Regions from separate parts of the Mus musculus genome. Here all the other regions are linked to region 1. The links are chromatin contacts, found by Hi-C in ENCODE. All regions are on one chromosome and are shown on one strand. The core of a region is the stretch at or near the end of the contact, and the rest is flanking DNA. Distances in the headings are between cores, read along the strand shown.

What was found. A loop is a pair of places that touch in the nucleus more often than their neighbours do.
Region 2: a loop to region 1 is called in a map of T-helper 2 cell, with 136 times the contacts of the local background. The contact joins the promoter of Aifm2 here to the enhancer-like site in region 1. A Hi-C loop is called at or near these places in 3 of 37 maps with a recorded cell type or tissue (T-helper 1 cell, T-helper 17 cell and T-helper 2 cell).
Region 3: a map of T-helper 17 cell shows a loop between it and region 1 (1117-fold over the local background). The contact joins the promoter of Syt1 here to the enhancer-like site in region 1. A Hi-C loop is called at or near these places in 5 of 37 maps with a recorded cell type or tissue (T-helper 1 cell, T-helper 17 cell, T-helper 2 cell and 1 more).
Region 4: a loop to region 1 is called in a map of T-helper 2 cell, with 118 times the contacts of the local background. The contact joins the promoter of Vmn2r83 here to the enhancer-like site in region 1. A Hi-C loop is called at or near these places in 2 of 37 maps with a recorded cell type or tissue (T-helper 17 cell and T-helper 2 cell).

What each region holds. Positions count from the first base shown.
Region 1 is chr10:22,136,759-22,144,057 of GRCm38, reverse strand. It overlaps a transcript of E030030I06Rik not described here. Among named protein-coding and RNA genes, the nearest start is that of E030030I06Rik, 8.9 kb to the left of the region's middle. Within about 2 kb of position 2,962, at least 1 of the 3 ENCODE cell types and tissues checked has a DNase peak (open chromatin) inside an H3K27ac peak, as active enhancers do.
Region 2 is chr10:61,712,150-61,719,511 of GRCm38, reverse strand. Aifm2 (apoptosis-inducing factor, mitochondrion-associated 2) reads right to left here and starts at 4,249. Exons shown (of 10, transcript NM_001284300.1): 1 at 4,160-4,249.
Region 3 is chr10:109,008,088-109,014,634 of GRCm38, reverse strand. Syt1 (synaptotagmin I) reads left to right here and starts at 3,660. Exons shown (of 11, transcript NM_009306.3): 1 at 3,660-4,059.
Region 4 is chr10:79,466,508-79,473,552 of GRCm38, reverse strand. It overlaps Vmn2r83 (vomeronasal 2, receptor 83), which reads right to left and starts at 4,595. Exons shown (of 6, transcript NM_001104537.1): 1 at 4,381-4,595. The coding sequence starts at 4,595.

The sequences.
Region 1 (7,299 bases), core at 1,713-4,212:
GAACCTCACTTGGAGTCAAGGAACATTGAGGTCTGTAAAAGGGAAACAGACACATCTGAGTAATTCTAGTGGTTTTCTTCTTGTTTAAGACTCAGGTCAACGAGTATCCACGGAGATAGATCCTTGTTTTAAAAAATAATGCTTCTCGTTTATTTCAGACCCACTGTTTAGATCTCTGACAGCCTTGAGCAGTTGGCAGTTGCCAGTATTTATGTCTACCAGGAGTGTGGGTAGGAAGTCTCATTTGCAGTACACCAATCTCCAAAGATTTCCTTTTGAAAACATTTTTTCTCCCTTCCTTAATTTTTACATTCCTGTCTTACTAGTGTTTAGTGGATAATTTTGTTGTTTCTGTGTTTTGAGGACAAAAATCTATTATCATACCAGAATGTTTGTTCTCAATTTACATATCAAATATGCCTTATTTTCTTCTCATTTAGATTTCCATTTATAACAGTTGCAGTTTTAACATACTTCACTGGAGATCCATTTATTTATAAATAGCCTATTGTACATTTGAACAAATAAACCAATAGGCAGTGTTTTCCTATTGTAAAGGAGTTTCCTATTGAAATCTGGAGTTCCAGATGCTGGTTAGCTTTAATGTGGGTGCTGGGTAATCAAACCTGGGTCCTCTGGAAGAGTAGCCAGTGCTCGGGGTGCTTGACCTAACCTACTATATTTCATTTATTCAGAGACATACTCAACAATCAACAGTAATAAAAAGCTCCAATCATAGTAGTCTGTGCACTGAATCGGTGGTGTGGGTGTCTCTCTTGTGTTGGGGGTGGGGGGGTCCAGCCCCAGGGCAGCTTCTAAGAGCAAATGCCATAAAAGTGTATACATGGGTGAGTACAGGAAATGCTGCTAGGTGGTCAGTTTGGGTCCAAGCCTATTGCAGATTACTATAGAACAAAGGAAGCAGTTCGATTGGCTTCTTTCATGATTGGTTTCCGAGGACACAACCAATAAGAATATGTAATCAATTCGGGCAGTAAAAGCAGAAACAAGGTATGAGAAAGTGTCCTTATAATAGTAGTTAACAGCACAAAATGGCAGGCTAGCCAGGTAAGAGGTTACCTAGGCCTTATCTAATCTGAAGTAGGCCTTCACATTCGATCTAGGCCTTAATAGTTTACCTGTACCTTAACAGCTAGCAGCTTTGCCCTCTGAGCCATCGCACATGCATGTATAGATGGATGAATATCTTTCTCTGTATTCATTCATTTATGAGATGCAAAGTCTCTGTACATGGTGCAAAAACATACAAGACAGACCAGGCCGGCCTCTCAAGTAAGTTCTGCCTCTGCCTCTCCCCAGTGCTGAGATCAAGACAATGTTTCTCTGCGTAGCCCTGGCTGTCCTGGAACTTACTCTGTAGACCAGGCTGGCCTGGAACGCAGAAATCTGTCTGCCTCTGCCTACAAAGTAGTAGGACTAAAGGCATGCCCCACCACTGCCCGGCAGTCTATTACTTTTAAATGCCAGATGAATCCATTCTTTTACATTTTCGGGTTGGTTTGTTAGTTGATTTTATGTTGTTTTTCTGGAAGTGTGGTGGCCTACCACCCACTCAAGACCAGGCATGAGAAATAAATAAGTAAAGATCTCTGAAACACAAATCTGGGGTTGGTACTAGCTGGCCATGGAAACACATACACACATGGAGTATTAAGCAGCTACATCCTCACCTGTGGGGGAGAGGGACATGAAACAGTTTCCACAGCCTTTTTATTGGTGGTGATGGTGATGATGGTTAGAATTCCTTGTTTATTTCTAAGAATCCCTGGGAAATATGATTTCTTTGATCTGTGTACCCTAGACTAACACACACACACACACACACATGCACACAAACATGGAGTGAGTGAGAGAGAAAAAGTAAGGAGAAGTGACATGAATTTTAGGAAAAAGAGATATTAATGGATTAATATTACTTCCATACATACAGACAGACAGACAGAAAAAAGAGAGAGAGAGAATTAGAGTAGAGCTGGGGCAGTTGTGGCACACACCTTTAACCTTGGGCAGATTTCTGCGTCCAAGGTCACCCTGGCTTACAGAGTGAGTTCTCTTTTCTCTTCTTTTCTTTCTTTCTTTCTCTCTCTCTCTCTCTCTCTTCCTTTCTTCATTCCTTCCTTCCTTTCTTTCTTTCTTTCTTTCTTTCTTTCTTACTTTCTTTCTTTCTTTCTTCCTATTATTATTTTTCTTTTTTTTTATGAGATAGGGTTTCTCTGTGTAGCCCTGGCTGACTTGGAACTCACTCTGGAACTCCAAGAAACTTTCTATGCAGACTTGGTTTCAGATACCTGTGGTTCCAGACTAAGCCAGCCTGCTCAGGGACATCACAGATAACTAGAAACATAGATTTCACCACCTCTTCATTCTATGTAACCAACCATGTAATATAGCAACACTGCACAAAAGCACTTGATAGTAAATAATTCAAAAGAATAAATTTATAGTTCTACTTTCTGATCATAAGAAAGATACTCAGTGAAAGCTGAAATGCAATCAGTCAAAAACTCTTTAATAAAATCCAAATGGCCTTCCTTATCAAACTTCTACAGACAACAGGACTAAATAGATCATGTTTCTCACTATTCAAAAACAAAAAGCAAAAATAACAGGCTAGGCAGTGCCTTTAATCCCAGCACTTGGGAAGCAGAGGCAGTCGGATTTCTGAGTTAGAGGCCTGCCTCACTCTACAGAGTCTCAACAAACAAAACAAAACAAAAAATAAAACAAACAAACAAACAAAAAGAAAGAACGAAAAGGAAAGGCAGAGTCAGGCTTTTACAGGTTTGAGGACAGCCTGCTCTACAAACTGTGTCCGACCCAAGACTGAAAGTCTCTGAGAGGAGTGGTCAGTGGGCAGGTCGCCTACAGCTCACAAAGGAAAAGGCAGAAGTGGTGTCAGGAGCTCCATCTGCTGGGGGACTCTGGGCTTGTCAGCTCTGGGTCCCAGCCTCCGGTCCTTGGTCCTCTGACTGCCGCCGGCAATCCCAGAGCTGGGAGCAGGGACCTTCGGAAGCAGAAGATAGGGCAGAGGGGAAGGAGCTGTGGGTTGAAGATGAGGCTCTGTTTCGGGCTTGGGGCTGCATGCTCACCCGGGGAGCGAAAGCAGCTGGAGGAGGAGTTGGCGTGGCAGGGCGAGCCCTGCCCGCCTTGTCACAGCCGGGCCAGAAAGCATGCTGGTCCAGGCAGGGTTTTAACCGCCGCCTCTGCTGCTGCTGTGCTGACCCACCCGTGCGCGTGGGAGCAGAGGGGGAAGGGCTCTGAGACGCATGGGGAATCTATGGTTTGATTTATGGCAGTGAATTCTAGAAGAGGTAGGGCTGTTGATCCAGGTGGGACCCAGGTCTGCTCTGAAAAACAGTGGCTTTAACTTCAAAGATAAGAGTCAAACCAAAAGTCCCCTCTAGTGACCATTTTACATTAAAAGTCGGTCACTCGGAGGAGCAAAAAGTCTGCCAAGGTCCCTTCTTAATTTCTACTGAAAGATTATGGGCCCTTGATCTAACTTCAGTCCAGTGGTCTAAAGTCAAACTTAGTGGGGGTCGTTACAGTCCATCCAATATCACGGAAAACACGAAACAAACACAAAACAGACACACACACACACACTGACAAATACCTGAAAACAGACACAAAAAACAAACACACACTGACAAACGGACAAAAAACAACTCAGAAATGCAAAAAAGTCAGGGAAGTGCTTAAGTCTTCCAATCTAGGAAGACTATTAACTCTTTACTTTCTGCCCCAGACAGACTCCTGGAGTCCTTCCTCTCGCTCAGGGCATCCCCCCAGAGCGAGCAGCAGCCCTTCTGCTGTTCACACTCAGTGCCTCATCCCAAGGTAGAGGTCTTCATTTCTCACGAAACGTAGAGGCTGCAAATTTCAGCACTGAACCTCGCCGGCTCACAGAAATATTTTAGACAAAAAATTTCACCTCCAAGTGGGTCTTCGGAGACGTGGGTGGTCACGCCAATCCCGGATGAACCCCCAAATGAAAGACTCTGAGAGGAGCCCCTTGCTCAGGCCTCAGGACAATAGCAGACACCCAAGAACTCAGGAGAGACCAAGCTTGATGTAAACCACAGGAGGCTTTATTTGGGGAAAGCCGGAGCTCTGGGGACAACTCATATCCCACACAGAGGTAGAGGAGTCGACCTCTAGGGGAAAGAGGTCCCAGTTTTTATAGGCCCTGGGGAGAAGTGGGGAGTAGGGGATTTCCAGATCTAAACAATGTCTATTCTCAAGAAATGGGTATGGGAGGGGTACAAAGAAAGAGTCTGGTGCAGGTGTATGTAGCAACTCAGGATTGGCTGGGCTGTGGTTGCTGGGGAGATTTTCTGACTCTTTCTCAGCAACCAATATCACAAACACCAGGCAGTGAGGTGCAGCAGTGGGCACACAACTGGGTTTAAGGAACGGTTAGAACATTGGCAGACACACGAATTCAAGGAGTGGCCAGAGCATTGTGCACCTCTATTTTTCTAAATCAGTGAAGCTAGTTCTGCTAACAGAGAAATCTATTTTGCCAATTTCAGGGCTTCTGTGACCTTTTACATTCTGTCAGGATCTTTCATTCCCCACTTCTTCTAGTTACTAGTTCTAATCTTAGAACTAAGCTGCAATCTCTTCTTCAAGGTTCTGCAGAGACTGGTATTGTTGTCTTAGTACTAACAGCTGGATGGCACCAATTTTTTCTCTAATAAAGGTCACCAATTTATTAAGATTTAGTAGGCCACACATCAGCAGTAAGAGCAAAATTATTAGAGGGCCCATCAGAGTAGAAATGAGGGTGGTCAACCAAGGGGGGTTTTATTTTTCAGGAGCTTGCTTTATGTGAGAGGCATGAATCTAAACAGAGATGCCTTTTACTTTGACAGCAGTGGGGGTGGTCAGCAGCACGATGTAAGGGCCTTTCTAACAAGGTTTTAGATTCTCAGCTCGATATCATCGGACAAGAACTGCATCTCTCACCTGGAACTGGTGTGGTACCATTAAATCTCCTGGTTCGTAGGCCTCTTTGAGCTGCTCTTAGGAGGTGTTGATTATGAATCTGTATATGAATTTATATGAGATTATGCATATTTGATTATGTAAAAGTTTTTCCTTTTGAGAGTGTTATTCTCTTTTCCTGGTTCAATAGAAATTTATTGCTCCAAACTTCCCCTTAGCCTGGACAATAGGGAAAAGGCCCTAACCCTAACCCTAACCCTAACCTACCTGCTGTTTTAGGGTGAGGTGCTAAGTGCCTGAGACTACAATCTCTGGCCTCAGATGAACACAGAGGGCAGGTCAGCTACAATAGCATAGTAATTTAGACTTAGATAAGTTAATCAGATACAGTAGCATAGTAACTTAGAGAAGTAAAGTTTTTATTATTATAAAGCAACCATAAATATGTCGTAAGACAAAGTCTTACCCTCCACGGAACTCTTCCCCCTCTGCCAAGCTCTTCCCCCTCTGCTGCCTCAAGAATAACTGACAAGAAAGAAGAACCTCGCTGGAGCTGGTCCCCTGGAAGTAAGATTGTAATTCTAGGTGCTGATATCTGGTTTTGTGTGGTAGAAAATATTTGATCTCAACCCAGGATTTCTACACATCCTCTGACCATTTAGTTCCTGGATAAAAGATGCATACAACCTTTATATTTATGATAAGCCTTAGTTAGCACAAGAGTTAGGCAGATAGCTATCCTCTATATTGTATACATATTTCTCAGCCAATAATTCCATTATATAATTTTCCATGGATTTGTCTGGGCTGCTCTTAACTCTAATTAGACCACTACTTTAATTACTTTAATAGTCATTAATACATGACCATTACTTAAGGTTCTTAATTCATGGTGGTTTCTCCTCTATTTATCTTCTTCTATCTACCTCTGTTATGATCTCCTGCCATCCCCAGGCAGGGAACACCAGAAAATGCCTATCTCAACACTGCCAAGTTTTTGACTTATAGGCACTTTTATTTACAATTCAGAAATAATTTGCAGGGCGTGGTGGCACACACCTTTAATCCCAGCACTTGGGAGGCAGAGGCAGGCAGATTTCTGAGTTTAAGGCCAGCCTGGTCTACAAAGTGAGTTCCAGGACAGCCAGGGCTATATAGAGAAACCCTGTCTCAAAAAAAACAAAAAAAAACAAAAAAACAAAAAAAAAAACAACCAACAACCCACAAACAAACAAAACCAACAGAAATAACTTGGGGGCAATGTCACATAATGTCACTTGGGTTTACATGCAGGCTCTCTCATCTCTGGAACAACCAGGTCTTGGGGGCCTACACTTAACATTACACTATTGTATTGTAATGTTATAAGCAAGCAAAAGATTATTGCCCCATTCCCTTAGGGTTGGGGTGAATGGCTCTGGATATTTTAGGAATTATAGATATGTTTAACTTTAAGGGATAGTTTGCAAGTGTTGTAGCTTTGGACAGGGAGGAAACTAGAGAGCTTAGACTCAGAGATTTCTATCTTTTCTTTCTTCTTCTCTATCCTTCTTTCTTAAGTAAAGTAAAAGGGATTTGAAGAGAAAAGGAGGAATATAGTAATATCATAGAAGTTAGAAGAATAGACAAATAGGAATAGGTTGTCAAATTTACTCTTAAACAAAACATTGTATAGCCATAATCGTACATTGATAGAAAGCTTTATAATTGATGTAAAATTAAAGTTATAATTTCTTACATTGGTACAGAATTTGATATAGGATTAAGGTTTTCATTGGTATAAATCTGTATATAGATACAAAATTAGAAATTAATAATGTTACTCTTAGTTAGGTGTTGTGCCTATGCAACTAATTTAAGAGTACAAGGCTTTGACCCAGTCCTTCTAATAGCTGTTATTACAACCTGTTTAGGATGATTAGTAACACAAGTTAAGGACCAGATAGCAAAGTCATGGTTATGTTAGATTATGATTCAATTATAATGAAGTATTTTCAATTTATTCAAATAGAATGGCTAAGAGTGGTTAAGGTTTAACAGTTCAGATATACTTTATATCGATAGGTAGTGTGACATTGAATACTATTTCATTATTAAGGATCATTTGACCATGAGATACGTCTGCTCCTGACAGCTCCCCCTTTATGGTTCAAAGAAGATACTGAGCATCTTTACAGAAGAGGTTGCTTATCATGGCAAGGTAGCCATGGGAAACAAATTGCCTTTATCATCTGCAGACAAACTACTGCCCAAAACAGACAAACAGATGTGAGATAGTCAACTGGTAAGCTCTGCCAAGATAGGGTAAGCTAGTCCTGGTTCCTGCTT
Region 2 (7,362 bases), core at 3,000-5,499, about 40 Mb before region 1:
TTGCCCTGGGGCTTTGCAATGCCTAGGCGGGAACTGCTGAAGAACGCTCAGCCTTTTTCAGACCTGGCCTATTATGACGTGAAGAGTGGGCTAAGAAGGAGCTTCTCTTGTTTGGTTTGCTAGACAAGTACATGTTATTTTTGCAAAGATAACTGGCCTTCAGAAGTGAGATAGGCCCGTGGAGATGGCTCAGCTGGTAAAGTGTCTGCTCTACAAGCATGAGGACCTGAGTTCGTATCCCAAGAACCCACCACTTAGAAGCTCAGCACTATGGGCTGGAGAGATGGCTCAGCGGTTAAGAGCACTGACTGATCTTCCAGAGGTCCTGAGTTCAAATCTTCCAGAGGTCCTGAGTTCAAATCTTTCAGAGGTCCTGAGTTCAAATCTTCCCAGAGGTCCTGAGTTCAAATCCACATGGTGGCTCACAACCATCTGTAATGAGATCTGACGCCCTCTTCTAGAGTGTCTGAAAACAGCTACAGTGTACTTACATATAACAAATAAATAAATCTTTAAACAATAACAACAACAACAAAAGTTGGGCATTGTAACTCCAGCACTGGGTAAGCAGAGATGAGCTGAGCCCACTGAGCCCTGAAGGTGATTGATTGCTCAGCTGACCTAGGCAAACCAATGAGTCTCTGGATCAGAGAGACCCTGTCTCATTAAAAGGAAGGGAGAGTGTAGAGGTGCAGGTCTTTTCTTTTTTTTTTTTAAGATTTATTTATTATTATATGTAAGTACACTATAGCTGTCTTCAGACACACCAGAAGAGGGAGTCAGATCTTGTTATGGATGGTTGTGAGCCACCATGTGGTTGGTGGGATTTGAACTCTGGACCTTCGGAAGAGCAGTCGGGTGCTCTTACCCACTGAGCCATCTCACCAGCCCGAGGAGCAGGTCTTTAATCCTAGCACTCTGGAGGCAGAGGTAGGCACACACACATACACACACACACACACACACACACACACATACACACACACACACACACATACACACACACACACACACATACACACATACACACACATACACACACACACATACACACACACACACACACATACACACACACACACACACACACATACACACACACACACACATACACACACACACACACACATGTTAGACAGGGAAGCTACCAGTGATGGTACATCATACCTGTGATCCCAGAACATAAGTTCAAGGCTAACCTTAACTAAAAGAGTGAATTTCAGGCCTACAGAGTAAAACTCAATCTCAAAACAGAAAACAGTGAGAGGGCTCTATAACTATATGATTTCTTTCTTCCTTAATCGTTTATTTATTTCTTATGTGGATGTTTTGTCTGTGTAGCAAGTATATGCAGTCCAGATCCCCTAGGGCTGGAGTTATAGGTAGTTGTGAGCTGTCGTGGGCGCTGGGAATCAAGCCAGGGTCCTCTGGAAGAACAACCAGTCCTCTTAGCCACTAGGCCATCTTTCTAGCCCCATGATTTCTTTAACCAAATATAATTCACGTACACAGGTTACCATTTAAAGTGTAATTTGGCAGCTTTTACTATACTTTCCAGATTGCACAACCACCACAGCTATCAATCCAAATAACTTTCATCAGGGTGTGATGGGACATGCCCATAAACCCAGCACTCCGGGGGACACTGAGGTAGAAGGCTAGAGAGTTCAGGGCCAGCCTGGAATGTGTGGAGAGCCTGTCTTGGAGAAATCCTTTGGTAACTCTTCATGCCCTTGTCCTACAGATTTGCCTATCTTACGTGTTTATGCAAGTGGAGTTATCCAGCACACAACCTCTCATATGGTTCCTTTCCTTGACTTGTATGGCGTCAGTGTTCCTTCTTCACATGGCTAAATAACACCATCATATGACCAAACCAAATTCCCATGCGTTGCCCAACACTTTAGCTTTCGCTTCACGGTTGTTGTGAACAGTGTCTCTGGGGACGGACATCTGTGCGCAAGGTTTTAAACTTGGACATACTTTCAAGTTTAGTCTAAGGCTATGGGCAGAGCTGTTGAGTTGTGGATGACCCTAGCTTTAACTTCCAGCAAGGAAGTACAGAGAACCTCAATTATAACTACTGGGTTCAGAAATAATAGCTTAAAACAGTGGTCCTCACCCTTCCAAATGCTGAGACCCTGTAATACAGTTCCTCCTGCTGTGGTGACCCTCAACCATAATATTATTTTCATTGCTACTTCATAGCTGTAATTTTGCTACTGTTATGAATCAAAATGTATATATGTGTTTTCTGACGGCCTCAGGTGACTTTTGTGTCATTCAGACCCCCAAAGGCATGGAGACCCATAGGTTGAGAACTACTGGTTTAAAAGAAGTTTTAAGTGCTAAGTGATCTGTTGGTGGGGTGTTTGCCTAGAATGTACAAAGTCCTGGGTTAAATTCCTAGTATCGAGTAAAACAGGTGTGGTAGTGCACACTTGTAATCCCAGTATTAGAGAGGTGGAGGCAGGAGAATCAGAAGTTCAAGGCCATTTTTGGGCCCATGGTAAGTTTGAGGCTGCGAAGGGCTACATGAAGCCCCATCCCGTCTCCCTGCCCATCCCAGGTAAAAAAAAAAAAAACTTTATTTCTAAGTAATTTACCAATTGCCCCATCTCCCAAAACGTACAAACACATACACAATGTGGTGGTTCACACTTGAACTTGCCTATCAACCGTCCTCTCTGCCAGACAGGCAGCCTGAACCCGGTGTAAAGAGACCTTCAGGAATCTAGTGGAACACATTTCTGCCATAGCTGTTCAGAGGTCAAGCTTCAGACAACACACAACAGGAACCCTGTGCACCCAGGCCAAAGTGAAGCCACCCTGCTGTCTCCGCCACAAAAATCACCACCCAGCCTTTTGAGTCATCCAGGCTTCTCAGGAAGGAAAATTTCAACATTGACACACAGGGTAGCCACATCTCCACTGTGGCCTCGAGGCAGAAGAGGCTCCTGAAGTGTGACTCAATAGGCTATGATATCTGTCCCCTCTTCCACTGGGGAAGGGAGGCGATGGCTCCCCTCTTTGGACACCAAAGACCAGGCTGAGAGTGAGCACTCTAGGGACAGCTGCTGAGGAATGCACCCCTAGATATACCGTTGAAAAACACCCCATGCTAAAAGGGACTGGCTGATAGAATGAAGAGGAGAAGGAAAAGAAGCACTCACTTTGGCATAGACACTCCTGCACTCAGACACACACACACACACACACACACACACACACACACACCCCAAGTGACCTGCCCATCCCTGGCCATTGCCAACCTGCATCTCCCTCCAGACAAGGCCCACTGGCTGTACAGTACTTGATAGGCCCAGCTCTAGTGAACAGGAGGTGACTTAGGCCAGTGTTGACATGCAGTCCCTTGAGAGTGTGGCTGAGCACTTGGGGTGTGTTGGCAGGGGACACAGGCTCATGTTAGAAGCTGATGCTAGCCTTGGTTCATAGGTGCTGAGTGGGGAGATCTGGAAGTTTCTTTCCAAACTACACCTGTCCTCCCCCGGGGGCCTCAGCTCTTAAGACAGCTGAGCATTCCCCCCCCACACCCCTAAATCCCAGGGTCAAAATTATCTTAGTGAGCTATGGGGATGTGTGGAGTGTGTGGTCTTGGAAAGAACAGGGTGCCTGGGAAGAGGGGGAGGAGGGAGGAAGAAAGAGTAAGAGAGAGGGAGAGTGGGAAAGGGAAAGAGAGAGGGGGAGGAGAGAAAGAGAGAGAGGGAGAGAGAGAGAGAAGAGAAGGGGATTCAGTCATTGCTGGTCTCGCTTTTTCTAACAGAACCCCTATTTCACAGGGGGGCGGGGTGAAGCAGGCCTCCAATGCACCCCTGGGTAACCCTACTCACTTTCTCTGAGATTCCTAAGGGTCTCCCGCTGCACTCAGACACCTCAGTCCTTCTGTCTGAGACCCTCCCAAGATCAAGGCCACGCCTGCCCCGCTACCCCTGCGCGTCCTGCTTCCCCCTCCCAAGACCCCAAGTTCTTCCCGGACAGATTTAGCGGACATTGAGGAGCAATGAATCCCGAGGAACCTGGTCCTCCGGACCGGCGTTAAGTATCCTAGGCAACGGCCCCCTCCTAATTCCGCGGCCCCTGTCATGCCCCTAGTGTACCCCACGCCGCGCGAGGGAACAAGGATCCCCAGTGACCTCACCTGTAGCGGTCCTTGGTCCTCGCGTCTTCCGGCGCTGAGGCCCCGTGTCGGGGCGTGCCCATCACTGTCTCCGGGTCGCAGCCCCGCCCCGAGCCCCGCCCCCGAGCCCCGCCCCTCCCGCTGCCCTGGAACTGACCTTGACCGCCTACCAGCCGCTCCCTACTTGGACACTCCCAGCGCTGATGCAGCCTAGCTAGCCTCTCAGCCTGCCAAGATCCTGCGCCTTAGTTTTGCCAGGGGTTTCTGGGAGACAACCGAGAGCCTCCCCAACACACACACACACACACACACAAACACACACACACACACACACACACACACACACACACACACACACACACTAGCTTTGCCATCTGCACACATGTGCATACGGACTGAGCGCCTGCTGTTCGCCCAGTCTTTGGTCCTGCACTGGAGCTTTAAAATGGAGAGCGGAACCGGTATATCCTTTGGTTATATGGTAGCCTGGAGAAAGAAGGGGTTTAACACAAGACTCAGGAGCTGTTTGCCTATCCTGAGTGCCCTGGATTTCTTACCCACAGAAGCAGAGCACGGTGGTGCATACCTGTAATCCTAGCATTTAGGAAGTAGAGGCAAGAGGGTTAGAAATTGGCTACTGAGTCCACTTTGGACTTCCTGAGATCCTGTCAAAAAAATGAAGCCATCAAACCACCACTGCTGACAGACTGCAGTGGTGCAGCCTTTAATCCCAGCACTAGGGAGGCAGAGGCAGGAGGATGTCTGTTGAGTTTGAGGCCAACTCGGAGCAAGTTCCAGGACATCCAGGGGCTACACAGAGAAACCAGGTCTCAAAAACCCTACAAAACAAAACAACAACAACAAGAAGACAAACAAAACACTACCACATCTCCTGTCACCTACTGCTGTAAGGAAGCTTGGAGATCAAAAAGTATTCAGGCCTCTCTCCCATACTGAAGTCAGCCCTGAGCAAGGGAGAGAAGCAAGCATGTGTGCCAAGTCACAGAAGGATGCCAGAGATAGGAAAGCCAGAGCATTCGAAGCTACATAGGGGAACGATAGGGCATCTGTCTCCAAGCAGATATTGTCCCCTACCCTAGGGGCAGTAGGCAAGTGTCCGTGAGGTCACGTACATACCTGAGCAGGGTGTACTAACTCATGCTTGTACCCACAGCCACTGGGGAGGCTGAGACAAGGAGGTTTACAAGTTCAAGGATATCCTGGGCTACAGTGAGAGACCCTGTCTCAAACATACATAGGCAGTAGGTAGCATTTCTTTATTTGGTTGGTTGTTTTGTTTTGCTTTGAACACTTGTTTTGATGAGAATTTCACACATGAACATTTCCATCATTTCCATCCTGTCTTCTATAATTGCTACTGTTGCACACACAGAAACAGACAGAGACAGAAGCTACCTGAAGGGCTCCAACAGGCCCAGGCACGACATACATGGTACCAGCAGCTTTTACCCTTTCCCCTTCCCTCTCCTGGCTAAATCCTTAGATCATTACTAAAGCTAGCCCCGCAAGGTCGGCTCCCCTAACTGGCCTCTGACTCATTTCTGAGACTGAACACCAAGGTCCAGCCATCAAAATTCATGATTTGGCTGCACTGGCTAACTGTCCAGTCAGGATTCACCAACTCATCTGAGTACAGACTTCCCCTTTTTCTCCTTAAAAACTGTCCTTCAGAGACACCTGCTGCTGCCTTTGTCCCATCCACAGGCAGCTCCCCACCCTCCACCAATTTGATCTTCTGGGGTAATAACTCTCCTTTGGTGCCTGGGGGTGTTCTGAGCCACCTCCAAGCTCCCCTCCCTTCACTAAGTCCGTTTCATATTTCCCTTATGAACATGTAACCATCTGGGAATGGGTAATGTCAGCAGAATGAGGTTTCCCTAGAGAAACCTCATAATCAACCTCTCTCTCTCTCTCTCTCTCTCTCTCTCTCTCTCTCTCTCTCTCTCTGAAGCCACTAACTGCTAACTTTAGAGATGGGGCCTTATGAAATTTCCCCATCTGCACAGCATGTTACCTGGTGTGATTATTTGCAGGCCTTGTTTAAGCAATCCTATTAAGATTTTGTGGCAGGACCATGTCTAGAAGACATTAAGTAGGGCTGGAGAGATGGCTCAGTGGTTAAGAGCACTGACTGTTCTTCCAGAGGTTGAGTTCAATTCTTAGCAACCACATGGTGGCTCACAACCATCTGTAATGGGATCTGATGGCCTCTTCTGGTGTGTCTGAAAACAGCTATAGTATCTCATATACATAAAATAGGCAAATCAAGAAGAAGAAGAAGAAGAAGAAGAGGAAGAGGAAGAGGAAGAGGAAGAGGAAGAGGAAGAGGAAGAGGAAGAGGAAGAGGAAGAAGAAGAAGAAGAAGAAGAAGAAGAAGAAGAAGAAGAAGAAGAAGAAGAAGAAGAAGAAGAAGAAGAAGAAGAAGAAGAAGACACTACATCACAGCTTTGAAGACCTCTGGCTCTTACAGTCATCCTGTTCCTTCTTCCGGCTTCCTGAGCCTTAGGTAGAGCAGTAGTGTGGTAGATGTTACCCTGTAGTTAGTTTTACTTTGCCTTTTGATCAGTTGTGGATCCCTGTAACAGCCTCTAGATTGTTGCAAAAAGGAAGTTTCTTTGAAAAGGCACGAGAGCTACATTTAATCTGTGGATGTAAAGCTAAGTATTTAAAAGACAGAATTAGAATGGTTGAGGAAAATGGCAACATTGTGTCCTCCTCTAGGGTCTGTGCCACGGTCATCTGCCTATGTACCAGGGACGCATTCCCTACCATCCCATAGACCTCGAGTCTAATCAGACATTGTTGGTTACGCTGATGATAACATTTCCTCTGCTGTACCATGTCCTGTCCTGTTGGGTGTTGTGGTGATCTGTAGGCTTTACAGATGGGCAGCACTACTGATTGCTTGTCTCCTCTGGCAGCTTGCATGGCACCTTACTGTGAGGGCCAGTCCTCAGAGAGGCTTCCAGGTCAGCTCCAGCTCCATTCTTCCAAGTTCTATGCCCAAAGTGTGTGGTGTCTTCAGCAACAGAGTCATACCTTCAAGTTCTGGGAGGCAGCCAAGGGCAACAGCAATAGCCTAGATTGTTTTGGGAGTCAAAAGGTATTTCTTGGCTCATACTTTTCATCCCAGCACTTGGGAGGCAGAGGCAGGAGGATAGCTGTGACTTTTACACCAGCCTGGTCTACAGAGTGAACTGCAG
Region 3 (6,547 bases), core at 2,411-4,910, about 87 Mb before region 1:
TGCCTAATGAATTTCTAGTTTCCAAATTCCCTCATTCCCTCTCTTCCCATGAGACACACCTCTGTACTCTGTGAATCGGTCCAGTTTAGTTTCTATTCTGATCTTGTAAGCTAAAAAATGGCAAAGAAATCATTAAAACAGGAAATAGAAAAGTTCAATGATAAAGGAATAGGAAATTTTGACATTGAGACATGGGTTGTGTAAAAAGATTTTTTTTTTAGTTAATAAAAGTAGGGCTTTGTTTATGCATAGAAGCAAAACATTCAAAGGAGAACACAGGTCTGAAAATAACAAGTGATTAAGGAACGAATCAATACCATATACTCAGGAAAGGAGTTGGGTTGATGGTAAAAGAGATAGGAATCCTAAGTAGGAAAGTAGCTATAAGCAGGCTAGTAAAAGTGAAAAAGAACGAGTCAAATTTATTGAACTTTCTTTTTAACAAACAACGGTGTGATGTGAAGATGAGAATTCATACATAGTGTCTTCAATAAGAATATATCTTGGGACTAAGAAGATGCTCAGTCAAGTTCTTACAAGTGTGAGGAGCTGAGTTCAGTCCTTAGCTCCCATGTAATAGCCAAGTGTAATGCTACATGCACTTGTAATTTTAGCACTGGGAAGAGAGAGGCAGAAGGTCTGTGAGGCTCAGTGGCCAGCCAGTAGAACTTAATTGCTGAGTTTCAATTTGTGGTGATTTGAATATGCTTGGCCCATGGGAAGTGGCACTATGAGGAGGTGTGGCCTTGTTGGAATAGGTATGGCCTTGTTGGAAGAAGTGTGTCACTGCATAGGTGGGCTTTGAGGGCTCCTAGTTCTCAAGGTCTACCCAGTGTGGAAGAATCAGTCTCCTGCTGGTTGCCTTCAGATCAAAATGTATTTCTGCCTACACGGTGCCATGCTCCGGATAATGGACTGAGCCTTTGAAACTGTAGCCCAGCCCCAATTAGATGTTTTCCTTTATGAGAGCTGCCTTGATCATGATGTTTCTTCACAACAATGAAACTCCAACTAAGACAGAACTCAAAGAGACTCTGTCAAAGAAGGCAGGTGGCATTCCCAAAGACAATAAGTTTTCCTGAAGATAATAACCCGGTCATCCCTTGGCCTCCATAAGCATATGTTCTTTCACAGACAGACAGGCACACACACACACTTATAAAAACATGATGTTGATACTGTACCAACCAAATAGGACCAGGCAAGGTCTTGAATGAATTCCCAAATGGCTGACAACAATATGAAAATATAAAGGAGAATCAAAAACTTTGGTCCCAAAACAAAACAAACAAACAAACAAACAAAAAACCCAAAAATAAAACAAAACAAAACAACAAAAAATCTTACTTTGTATCCAGTCAGTATATATAAATAATCTTCTTAATATTGATAAGTAAAAATGCTACTAATTCTAAAATTAAGTACAGTGAAATATGCCCAAAGCCTATTTCTTATTATAGGCAGCTGTCCTCTTCAAGAAACACTGAGGGGTGGGGTGGGGGAGTTCTGACATATCCATGTCCCCTAGAATACTTTCCACTGAAGGACACTGTGGGTAGCCTATGATGTGGACAGAAAAAACGAAATTGCCTAAAATGATGATAGACCCAGGGTTTGGAACAGAAATTCAAAAATTCTATATTCCCATTCCATTCATTAACGTGTTCTTCTTTTTTCTACATGTTGCTGTTGGTAACTGGGAAAAATATGTAGCTTTTAAACTAGGAAAAAAACTAAATAGAGAGCAATGTATATTTTTAAAATAAAAATTTCCATTAGGTGGATATTATAATGCTTCTCTCATGCACTCATCTTCATTGGAGAATAAAGACAAATACTCAGTTTTTCTACCTGCTTTTACTCTGACCCACTCCACTCCCCCTTCTCTTCAGGCCTCTCCCCTCCTTGGCCAAACATTTCAAATCAACTTACAATGTCTGTTATCTCCTCTTCTCACCTATGAAACTATTTTCAAATAAGGTTTAGGGGCTTTTTTTGGAAAACCGAAGGTGCATATTACATAAAGTTACAAGTTGAAGGTGTATTATTTTCTTAGTTTACCTCTGATTCTAAATTCTTGATAATGCAAACAAAGCCCAAAACAAAAGGGTTCATGTCCCAGAAGGATACATTTATGTGAAAGTGGCCACCTTTGGGCATATATTCTGAATCTTAATCTTAAACATTATATAAATAGAAGAGATTTAATTACAAACCTGAAGAAATGTGTTACTGTTAATTGAATTCTCTCTACAGTTACCTTTGCACACCAGTGTTAATGAAACTCCAGTTCAAAGTGGATGAGTTTGGGGAATTGCGATCGCTATTTATTTCCTTACCTGAGATGCCAGGATCATCCTGTCAGGAAAATAAAGAGCCCAATTAGGGGAGTGCTCATTTGTGGCTATTGATCAACTTTACAAAAACTGCTAAGATTTCCAAGCAAAACAAGAGGTTCTGAGGGCACTGAGCAAGGTCAAGCGAGTGGGAAAGAAAAAAAAAAATCTCTGTTAGTGACAAGAAAGCATTTCACCTGTGGAGTAAAAGGCTCCTGCCCTTGGGAGCTAGACTCCACCCCAGGGCCAGCCAGCCTGCCCTCCCGTCCAAGCCTCTCAGCCTCCCTGTTTGGCATCTCTCGGTATTACCAAGCTATAAATTGCCCAGGAGCTTAGAGACAATCAGGTCACGGCTGCTCTCACGAGGGAAAAGCTTCTTACTTCCGAGCAGAAGGGTTCAGCTAGGAAGAGGAGGGAGAAAGCCCTTTAGTCCCCCACCGTGCGGGCGGGCAAGGGGTGAAGAGAGACGGAGACAGGGGGGGGGGGGGCGAGCACAAGCCCAAGAAGGTGGAAAAAGCGTGCCTAGCAAGGTCGCACTTGACCCAAGTCTCCAAACTTATTGGTCGCTGCATGGAAACTCCCTGGGCGCTCGCTCCATTGCCTAGCAGCTGCAGCTGGGTGGAGCCTCGCTCCTCCGCCCCACCTATGGATGGACCTTGCATACAGCTCTGGTCCACCACACCCTTCCTGGGCGGTCTCTAGACATCTAGCTGCCCTGACATTATCGGAGCCTGGCTTCCCACTCGAGTTCAGACGGAATGATGTGACTGGTCTCCCAAAGCAAGAAGGACCACCTCTATCTCAGTAGTCCTGCTTCCCCACAACTCCGCGGTGTCAAATGGCCAAAGACAAACTTCTGCCTCTCTCGCGTCCCAGCTCCCACCTTTTCAACCTAGAACTCACACATATCGAAACTCCTAGGATGCTGTGTAGATCTGGGCATGCTCAGTATCAAGGCAGGTTTTGATTGAAAGTTAAAAAAAAGCTTTGTATTAGGCTTGCTTCTTATCCAGTGCTTATGGCTTACTGAACAGGTTGAGGGCATTCCCGAGTCTACCCACCGGGTCTAGAAAATTATCTTTTAGTGTTTTCTCTTTGGGATCTGGTCTCCTCTTAGTTCACCCCACCCCCGCCACTCTCCTAAACCCCTCTCCTCAGGTCCCTGTCCGCTGTGGGGATGGAGAGACTCTAACAGTACTGGGCTGGGCTCCGTTGCCTGAGAGGAGCCACCTATTATCAGTGCTCTCTGATTGGCTCTTCTGAGCAGCGTACCTTGGTTGGAACCAATCAAGAGCCGGGGCCGGGAGATGATGGGCGGCCGCCTCCTCACTGGAGGGATTCCTGGAGAAGCTGCAGTGTGGGGATGCTCTGACCGAGTTCAGCCCCCAGTGTCTTTCCTCCTCCTCCTCCTGCAGCGACAGCATCCGCAGTTAGCAGTGGGCAACTTGAGGCTGTAACCGGGGCAAGCCCCCAGGGTCCTGCTCACCCAACAGGGGGCTCAGGTCCCCGAAGGGGTGTGTGCAGGGCGGGGGCGGCCAGCTGGGACCAGCTGGTGGCCCTAGAAAACCTCACCCACACCCACACCCACACACCCCTTTTGTGTTGCAGGCTGCCCCTCTGAGAGCGGAGGCAGCGAGAGAGTACTCGTGTGCCTCGCACCGGTCCGCGGTGAGAGCAGCGGGGACCAAGACTCGCACCATCTCCCGGTCGGTCCTCGCTCCAGGTAAGGCAGCCCCACTGGCAGCGCGGCCACCTCGGTGGTACCTTGGTACCTCTGCGCTTCAATCTGTCGAAGAGACGTAGGTACACTTGATTTGTGGCGATGGGAGACCTAGGGAGGGATCCCCCCGTAAGCCTATTGTGAGAAATGCAAGACCACAAGTGCATCTCCGGGGAAAGCACTTTGCACAGGGCTGGTGATTCAGAACCAGGAGTTGATGTTGGGCATCCCCCATCTTCTTGCTTCTTCCATTCTCTCCTCTGTCCTCCACCCCCCAGCCCCCTCTCTCCTCCCCCTCCTCCTATTCTAAGCCAGTACAGCCCCCCACCCCCAACGGGGGGTGGAGGATTGTCTTTCTTACAGGGAAGAAGGGCAGTGAAGAAGAGAAAAAAGATTTCTTTCTGTTGGAGGGAGGATAGATTGCAACCCCGTGTGAAAATATGAGTCCAGGAAGGGATGAAACCACACAGGGAATTAAACTGAATGAGAGTAGACAAGGAGACCAGCTTCTGCTCTCAGAAAGGAAGTGTCAAATTTGAATCCATCTCCTCCTTGCAAGAGGCTACAAATGGAACAAAAATAACCCAACACTCCAACCCACTTTCAACTGCTTAATTGCTGCTGCTCTCCTGTGCCTGCTATCAGAATCTTCTTGTTTGCATCTGTCCTGTGGGGCTGACAGTTTGGGATAGCACCTCAGGGTCACTGTCTGAACTTTGAGGGCTTGTTGAGTTTGTAAAAATTAAAACTAGATCATCACCCTCCCGAGATTTACCCAGGTAGCCTTTATAGTGGGAGGGTAATAACATGGGAAGTTTCAAAACCTTTCCAAGTGACACCAGAATTATCAGGAGACTTGACTTTTACTTTGATCTTGCTAATCTGGTTAGCCTCTGTGGACTGTGGACGTGTTGATGTCCACTTCCCTAACCTTAACCCTTTGGTGAAACACAGGAAGTTTAACTTTTGTGTTAAAACTGCTTTTGTGCATGAGATTTCATTTTTTTTTATCTTTTTAAAGGCTGCCTCCACATGTCACTGTCTAGATACTAAATTCAAGTCTCAACACACTCTTTTAATATGAAAACACTAAATAGATATAAAATTGATGTTTCTTCAGTTTTCGTGTTCCCTTCAGGAGGTAGATGTAGGTTCAGTTGACAGGATCCTCTTGGACTAGAGGAAAGTTTAGAAAGTAATGGGAGGAAGATAGTCTCACATTTGAAAGATCTTAAGGGGGAAACATTTCTCTTCTCACATCATGTTAAAAAAGAGAGCCATTGAAACAACTTCCATAACTGTCAGAGAAACAGGTCAAGCACATCGCACTTGTTAGACAGAGTCTTGACAATAGCTTCTGCAATCTCTAATTCCATCATCTCTGATCTAAGCTTTGTTTTCCTATTATTCCTCGGAGACTGATAAGCGATTACCATCAGCTGGGGGGGGGGGGGAGGCGGTAGCGAAGGGAAATATCCAGTTCTATGTAACAGGAGGGCAATGCAACCGGGTTCTGCAGGAGCAAAGCGAAAGCAGGAGATGCTGGTTCCAAGATAAATCTTTCTGATGTATCAGGAGAGACGCCAAGTCGTAGGTTTTTTTTTTCTAAATGCCCATTTGAGATAAGAAGAGGGGGTCTTCCCTTTTTAAGTCTCTCTCAACTCCCACACCAGCCTGGGTACCGCAGGTAGGTCTTTTCAATCACACACCTTTAACTTGTAAGTTTCTACACAAACTTAGGAAAGAACCGACTTCATGTGGCATCAGTGATATTGACTTGTATATTGATAAATATTAATATTGTACATTGTTTTCAAAACCGTTTTCTATTCTTGATCTCACCTACCTTAGCAGACTTCATGCACCTAAGCAAGTGAGCGTGCGCGCGCACACGCGCGCGCGCACACACACACACACACACACACACACACGCACACTCCCCACACCACACACATACACCATATGTATACACTCATACCACTCGTGTAGAGGCACACAGGAGATTTTTCTAAAGCTAGACCTCTAAATGACTTGAAAATGTAGTGTCTCTGCTGAGATCTATGACTTCAGAGGGAACACTTTTTGGGTACAAGGACAAAAGAATAATCACTTAATTACTTCATGTGTGTGTACAGCTGAGTTCACAAGTTTAGACATGAAAAGACATAAAGGAAAGAAGTAGCTTCCCGTGGGGACAAAATAAGATTCTGTTTGCGTGTTTTTGCACTGTACCGGGGAGATGTGAAAACGTGGGCTTGGATTTGTTTGCATGACTCTGTGTAAAATATTAATTCTATCAACTGCGTGTACAGAGATGTTTATGAATGTGAAATTTTTTTCATATACTTCTGAAAAAAATTGAGCCTTCATGTCCTGCAAGTCATATCTAATTGTAAGATGTTATGAACGGATTGAAGACTTTAAATGAATTTAAATGATACAGGAAATTTATGCTCACAATTTTATACACTCCTAATCTTTCCCCTTTAAG
Region 4 (7,045 bases), core at 3,346-5,845, about 57 Mb before region 1:
TATGGTGGGACTTTTGGGATAGCATTGGAAATGTAATTGAGGAAAATACGTAATAAAAATATATTTAAAAAAAGAATGAATTTATGAAATTCCTAGGGAAATGGATGGACCTGGAAGGTATCATCCTGAGTGAGGTAACCCAATCACAAAGGAACTCACACAATATGTACTCACTGATAAGTGGATATTAGCCCAAAACCTAGGATACCCAAGATATAAGATACAATTTGTAAAACACATGAAACTCAAGAAGAATGAAGACTGAAGTGTGGACACTATGCCCCTCCTTAGAATTGGGAAAAAAACACCCATGGAAGGAGTTACAGAGACAAAGTTTGGAGCTGAGACGAAAGGATGGACCATCTAGAGACTGCCATATCCAGGGATCCACCCCATAATCAGCTTCCAAACGCTGACACCATTGCATACACTAGCAAGATTTTGTTGAAAGGACCCAGATGTAGCTGTCTCTTGTGAGACTATGCCGGGGCCTAGCAAACACAGAAGTGGATGCTCACTGTCAGCTATTGGATGGATCACAGGGCTCCCAATGGAGGAGCTAGAGAAAATACCCAAGGAGTAAAGGGATCTGCAACCCTATAGGTGGAACAACATTATGAACTAACCAGTACCCCGGAGCTCTTGACTCTAGCTGCATGTGTATCAAAAGATGGCCTAGTCAGCCATCACTGGAAAGAGAGGCCCATTGGACTTGCAAACTTTATATGCCCCAGTACAGGGGAATGCCAGGGCCAAAACGTGGGAGTGGGTGGGTAGGGGAGTGGGGGGGGGTATGGGGACTTTTGGGATAGCATTGGAAATTTAAATGAGGAAAATACCTAATAAAAATATTAAAAAAATACCAGTGTATACTTCTATATACCCTTATATATAGAAATAATAAACAGGCTGAGAAAGAAAATAGGGAAGCATCACACTTCACAACAGCCACAAATTATATAAAAAATTTGGTGTACAAATAGCCAAGCAAGGGAAAACATACATAATAAAATTGTCAAGCTATTGAAGAAGGAAATTGAAGAAGATATCAGAAGACAGAAAGATCTCACATGATGATGTATCAGTAGAATCAACATAGTAAAATTGGCCTTTTAACCAAAGCAATCCCCAGTTTTAATATTATTCCCATCAAAATTACAACAAAACATTTTACAGACCTTGACAGAACAATACTCAATGCCATATGTAGGATAAAAAACCCAGGGTAGATAAAACAACCTTGTAAAATAAAAGAAAATCTCAATGTACCATTATCCCTGACTGCAAAGTGAACCTTAAAACGTTAGTTTAAAAAAGCATACCGTGTTAGCAAAAAATGTAGAAAGATTGATTAATAGACCTGAATTGAAAACCTTGATGTAAATCCAAACACCTATTGACACCTGAATTTTTTTTATAAAGAATCCAAAAATATACAATTTGAAAAAAATGATCTTCAATGAATGGTTATGGTCTCAGTATATGCCACATTTTATAGAATACAAATCAAATGACTCTAAGATTCTATCACATATATGTCAGCATGTTTAAGATAAAAAACAAAGTAGTACTTCATGTTGGTGAGAATGTAGAACAAAAGGAACCCTCTTCCATTGAGGGAAAAATTGTACAAGTCTCTTGATAAACCATATATTTATGCAAAATATTGTGAATTGATCTTCCTGAAGAATCATCTATACCACTCCTGGACATAAGTAAAAAGGACTCTATTCTACCACAAGTACACTTGCTCAACTATGTTCTTAGCACCTTAATGTGTAAGAGATAGTATCAAGAAGCAATCTATATATCCCTCAACCAAAGAAGGGATAATAAAAATGTGGTACTTTTACACAATGTAATATCAATCAGAGCTTAAAAAATAACATTGTAGAATTTGGAACTAGAAAAAAAATTATGCCAAGGGAGGTAAACCAGACCCAAAATATAAACATGACATGTTCTAACCTATAAATACTAACAAGAATGTAAAGATAGTCATGCTATAATCAACAGATTTTGAAAGACTAAGTAAAAAGAAGGTCTTGAAGGAGGATGCAAACATCTTCAAAACATAATAAATATTAATGCTATATTCATATAAGAACTCATTCTTATGTTTAATTTATAAGCATGGTCTATGACTTCCATAATCATACTGGACTATTAGATTGTGAATTTAAATGAGCTTACATGAAAGATGCTACACTTAAATAATTAGGATTTTGAGGGTGGTTGCTTAAAAATCTCTTGTACCTGATAATATAAACAGTTATATTTTTGCTGAAATAATGTTATAGTTTAAAACTGCCCCTACAGAAAATGGATCAAATATTCAGACTTCATTTTTTTGTGTGAAACATTTTAGCTTGAGTTTTCAAGCTTGTCTTTCTCTTGTTTCTGTATCCAAAATACCTTTGCACTTAAACTATGAATATCTTATACTAAAATGTTGTAGAATTAATTATATAAAATGAAAATAAAATGATATTCAATTACACACAGATAAATTGAAACATCTGCGTTGAGGTAGATAAGGCCAGCCACCCTAAAACACATGAACTTTTTTGTTTATTGTAGTCATGATGTGTGTACTTGTAGACATAGAACCAGAATATGAGGAAAATGGACAGAAGACTTTCAGAATACTCCTGTTTCAAAATGACTATACACTCCCTCACTGTATTATAAAGGATTTAATCAGAAGCATGAATAAAGTTTAGTAGATATTAATGTATATCATTCATATACCCTGTCTTGTACATAACTAGATACTTTTAAAACCTGTTACACAAGGCAAATATATTTATCATACATGGAAGAAATTGAAAAAGGCTCTATCTCAGAATTTTATTTTCTTATTTTTGAGACAAGCCATTTTTCAAATGTTCATATTTGATGAGCTAGGCACTTAAATTTGTTTTACTGCAACTGTGTTCTCTCAGACAGATTTCCACTAACATTTTCTGGAGAGACATAGTGTATAGTACATAGTAGTTCCTGAGATAGAGAAACTAGATAGAGGAAAAGAGGAATCAAGTGCAGCCTAAATTCTTGCAAAATTAAAAAATACATATCCCAGCCGGGCGTGGTGGCACACACCTTTAATCCCAGCACTCAAGAGGCAGAGGCAGGCGGATTTCTGAGTTCGTGGCTAGTCTGGTCTACAAAGCTATACAGAGAAACCCTGTCTCGAAAAACAAACGAAACAAAACAAAATACACATTCCTGGTGCATGCAGAGGTCTAAATGAAATATTTCACCTAATTGTGAAATTTTGGATTAGTCTAATCAACTTTTTAATTAAAATTTAAGATAAAATATGAAGATATATTTTAATTCTCTAATGCCATATTATTGTTGAATTGTTCCCATTCTGCACTTTCTTGACCTAATGATGTATAATCATACCAGGCTGTAGGCAAGGTGTTGTAATTCCTTATTCACAAGACTCCACTCATTCCTTCAGCAAGTTTCCAGCAACTGACTACAAGCATTTTCCACAGGTTGAATTCAGAGTTGAGAACATGCTTTGTTTCTCCATTTCAGGTCTTTAATTTATGTACATCCCACAGTGATAGAAATGTCAGCATGATAAAACACTTTATTGCTTTTAAAGTCTATTGCACATCATTATTTCTCTCTAAAGTCACCAATGAAATTGAACCAAACTGTTTAGATCTGCAGTCCTTGCAGATTTAAGGCTGTCTGAGGAGGAGCTCTCAGTAGACATAAACTCATAAATTATGTTTGTATGAATAAATTCATAAAGTCATGTAATGTATAATGGAAATATACAGATTGAGTAGGGTTAGATGGCAAACAATGTCTGATATCAGAAGATGTGAGAAAGAATTACTTTTAATACTATGCAAAATTTTGGGTACACAATAGTGGTGAATATAGACAAATTTCTAATTCAGTCCTTACTATACCCAAATCATAGGCACCTGAGGCAAGCAACATCTATTATTATAGAACAGGAGGAGGAAATCCAAAGTCACTGAATGTCTGCTCTAACACAACCATGACTGGAATTCCCCAATTATCTGAAGTGCTGAGTCAAACCACTGTCAACAACAGTGGCTTTAGCACAGAGCTGATATTGTATGTGCTCTGAGTCTGAGGAATTACAGTTAGCACAGGGAAAAATGAACAAATTGCAGCCATCAAATATGAAACATAAAACTCTGAAGTGATACATTTCTCTCCTCACTTGAAAGGACACAAAGATATCACCAAATAAACTAGAATTAAAGAGAGGGTCTTGGATGGGAACACACGGACCCTCATAATGAGAAATACTTGCAGTAATGTTCAAATCCACACTTAACCTAGGGAACATGAATATTTAAAAATGAGTCAATATAAAGTACTTACTCTAAAACATTGTCTATGTCAAAAGATAATGTTTTCCAATCTATTGTTTCACTTACAGGCAATGACTTTAAAATTGGAAAAAATGCACCAATGACCACAGTCCCATCATGGTGTAGTAGATACTCTGACTCAGATAGACAGGATGAGGTTGCAAAAGTCCAGATGAGAGTTGGCATTTGTAGCAGCCAGGTGAAAAAAAGGCAAGAGAACAGCATATTAATAGATGTTTCTGCCAAGTTCTAGGCCATGGGATGGTACAGTCCATGGTATGTAACACATTTATACATACACAGTTTATGTCCATGCATTTGTGGCTTTCAGTATACTTTTGTTGACTTGATGACTGAGTATGTCACTCTAAGTAGCCTGAGATATTTGCATGGATTCTTTTCTCCACCCCTTGAGAGTTTGGTAGCACTTTTTGCTTCAGGCTCTCCATCTGGGACACAACACTCAGTGAAAAACAGGTTAATGTTTAAGACAGCATATTTTTCTTCAGCCATAATCACAATTATTTGTTCTAAGACTCCAAAACCCCATGGATAGATTCTCCTTCTGTGCTTTTAGCCACAAGGGTTTACTAAGCTAGAATTCATGTGAGAACCCTTGAAGAAAATGCACCCTCATAACACCAAAGGAAATCATTAATGGAAAAAAGCCCAGTAGGGACAGACAAGGAAAGATCCAGACCAGGAGCTGATGAACTAAGTTAAAGGAGCACCAGGCTGCATAAAACTTAATACTCTCATTCTTCTGTTAATATTTTACTTTCCTATCTCAGGATTCTGAAACCATTCTGTTTATGATACATACATAGCTACATATGAATATTTCATCAGTCTTCTGCACCAGACACTTTGTGTCTCATTTTCAGGTAACCACTGTCAAGGTGAATTTATCACCTCAGATTTATAACTGAATTTCAATGTAGAAATCATGATAATAATTTTGTCTTAATTTTGATTTTCTTTGCTATTGTTCTCTATTTTTATCCATGTTGGAACATTGAATTTATAGATCCACATTACCCTCCTTACGGTTTTGTACCGCTCATTGCCCTTTTTTGACATAAGGGAGATACATCCATGTCTAGGAAGAATAGGTGCAGAGGATCTCTACGTTCCTTTCAAGAAGTTACTGTATGAGCATATCATAAGCAATGATTATTTCCTAGCTCACAATATAATTTTAGGGCAGTGTAAATACTTTGTATTACATGTTAATGTAGCATTAACATGGTTGCATTACATGTTAATTTCATTGTCATGAAAGCTGAACCACATAAAATCTGAAACAGTGTATAGACGATAAACATTTTAATGCCCAAACATCTCTTCAATGTTAGACCCAAAATTTTATTTATAACAACACTAAAATTTGAAGAAAAAAAAGTCTGCCTGCCCAAAGCCTAGAAGCTCTGGCTGGATGTGGGCTCCTTCCCTCCCCCTGTTCCCCCACACCCCTCTGCCCTCTTTCCCATAACCCCGGGGCTACAGGGTGTTGCCCCAGGGCCCCTGGTCAGGGGCTGCCTCTTGTCCACTCCCTGTGGAGTGGATTCTGTGGCTTAGATGCCCACCTGTGGCTGAGTAGAAAGTGCCTGGCAGTCCTCCTGTGTCTGCCTGCCCAGAGCATAGGAGAAACTCTGGCTGGGCTTCAGATACCCTCCTTTCCCCCTCTTTCCCCTACCCCTTTAGTTCTCACAGTTTGTTTGAATTAATTTTATATCCATACATTTTGCTGAAGTTGCTAATCAAGTTTAGGTGTTCTCTGGTGGAATTTTTGGGATCACTTAATTGTACTATCATTTAATCTGCAAATAGTGATATTTTGACTTCTTCCCTTCCAATTTGTATACCTTTGATCTCCTTTTGTTGTTTAATTGCTCTGGCTAGGACTTTGAGTACTATATTGAATAGGTAGGGACAGGGTGGGCAGCCTTGTCTAGTCCCTGATTTTTGTGGGATTGCTTCAAGTTTCTCTCCATTTAGTTTGATGTTGGCTACTGGTTTGCTGAATATTACTCTTATTATGTTTAGGTATGGGTTGAATTCCTGATCTTTCCAAGACTTTTATTATGAATGGGTGTTGGATTTTGTCAAATGCTTTCTCAGCATCTAATGAAATGATCATGGAGTTTTTTTCCCTTTGAGGTTGTTTATGTAATTACAGATTTCCATATATTGAACCATACCTGCATCCCTGGGATAAAGCCTACTTGATCATTATGGATGATTGTTTTGATGTGTTGTTGGATTCAGTTTGCAAGAATTTTATTGAGTATTTTTGCATCTACATTTTTAAGGGAAATTGGTCTGAGGTTCTCTTTCTTTGTTATGTCTTTGTATGGTTTAGGTCTAAGTGTAATTGTGGCTTCATAGAATGAATTGGATAGTGTTCCTTCTGTTTCTATTTTGTGGAATAGTTTTAAGAGCATTGGTATTAGGTCTTCTTTAAAGGTCTGATAGAAATCTGCACTAAACCCATTTGTTCATGGGCTTTTTAAAAATTTTATTATTTTTAAAAATTTTTTTTACTACGTATTTTCCTCAATTACATTTCCAATGCTCTCCCAAAAGTCCCCCATACTCTCCCCCCACTTCCCTACCCACTCATTCCCAGTTTTTGGCCCTGGCGTTCCCCTGTAATGGGGCATATACAGTTTGTG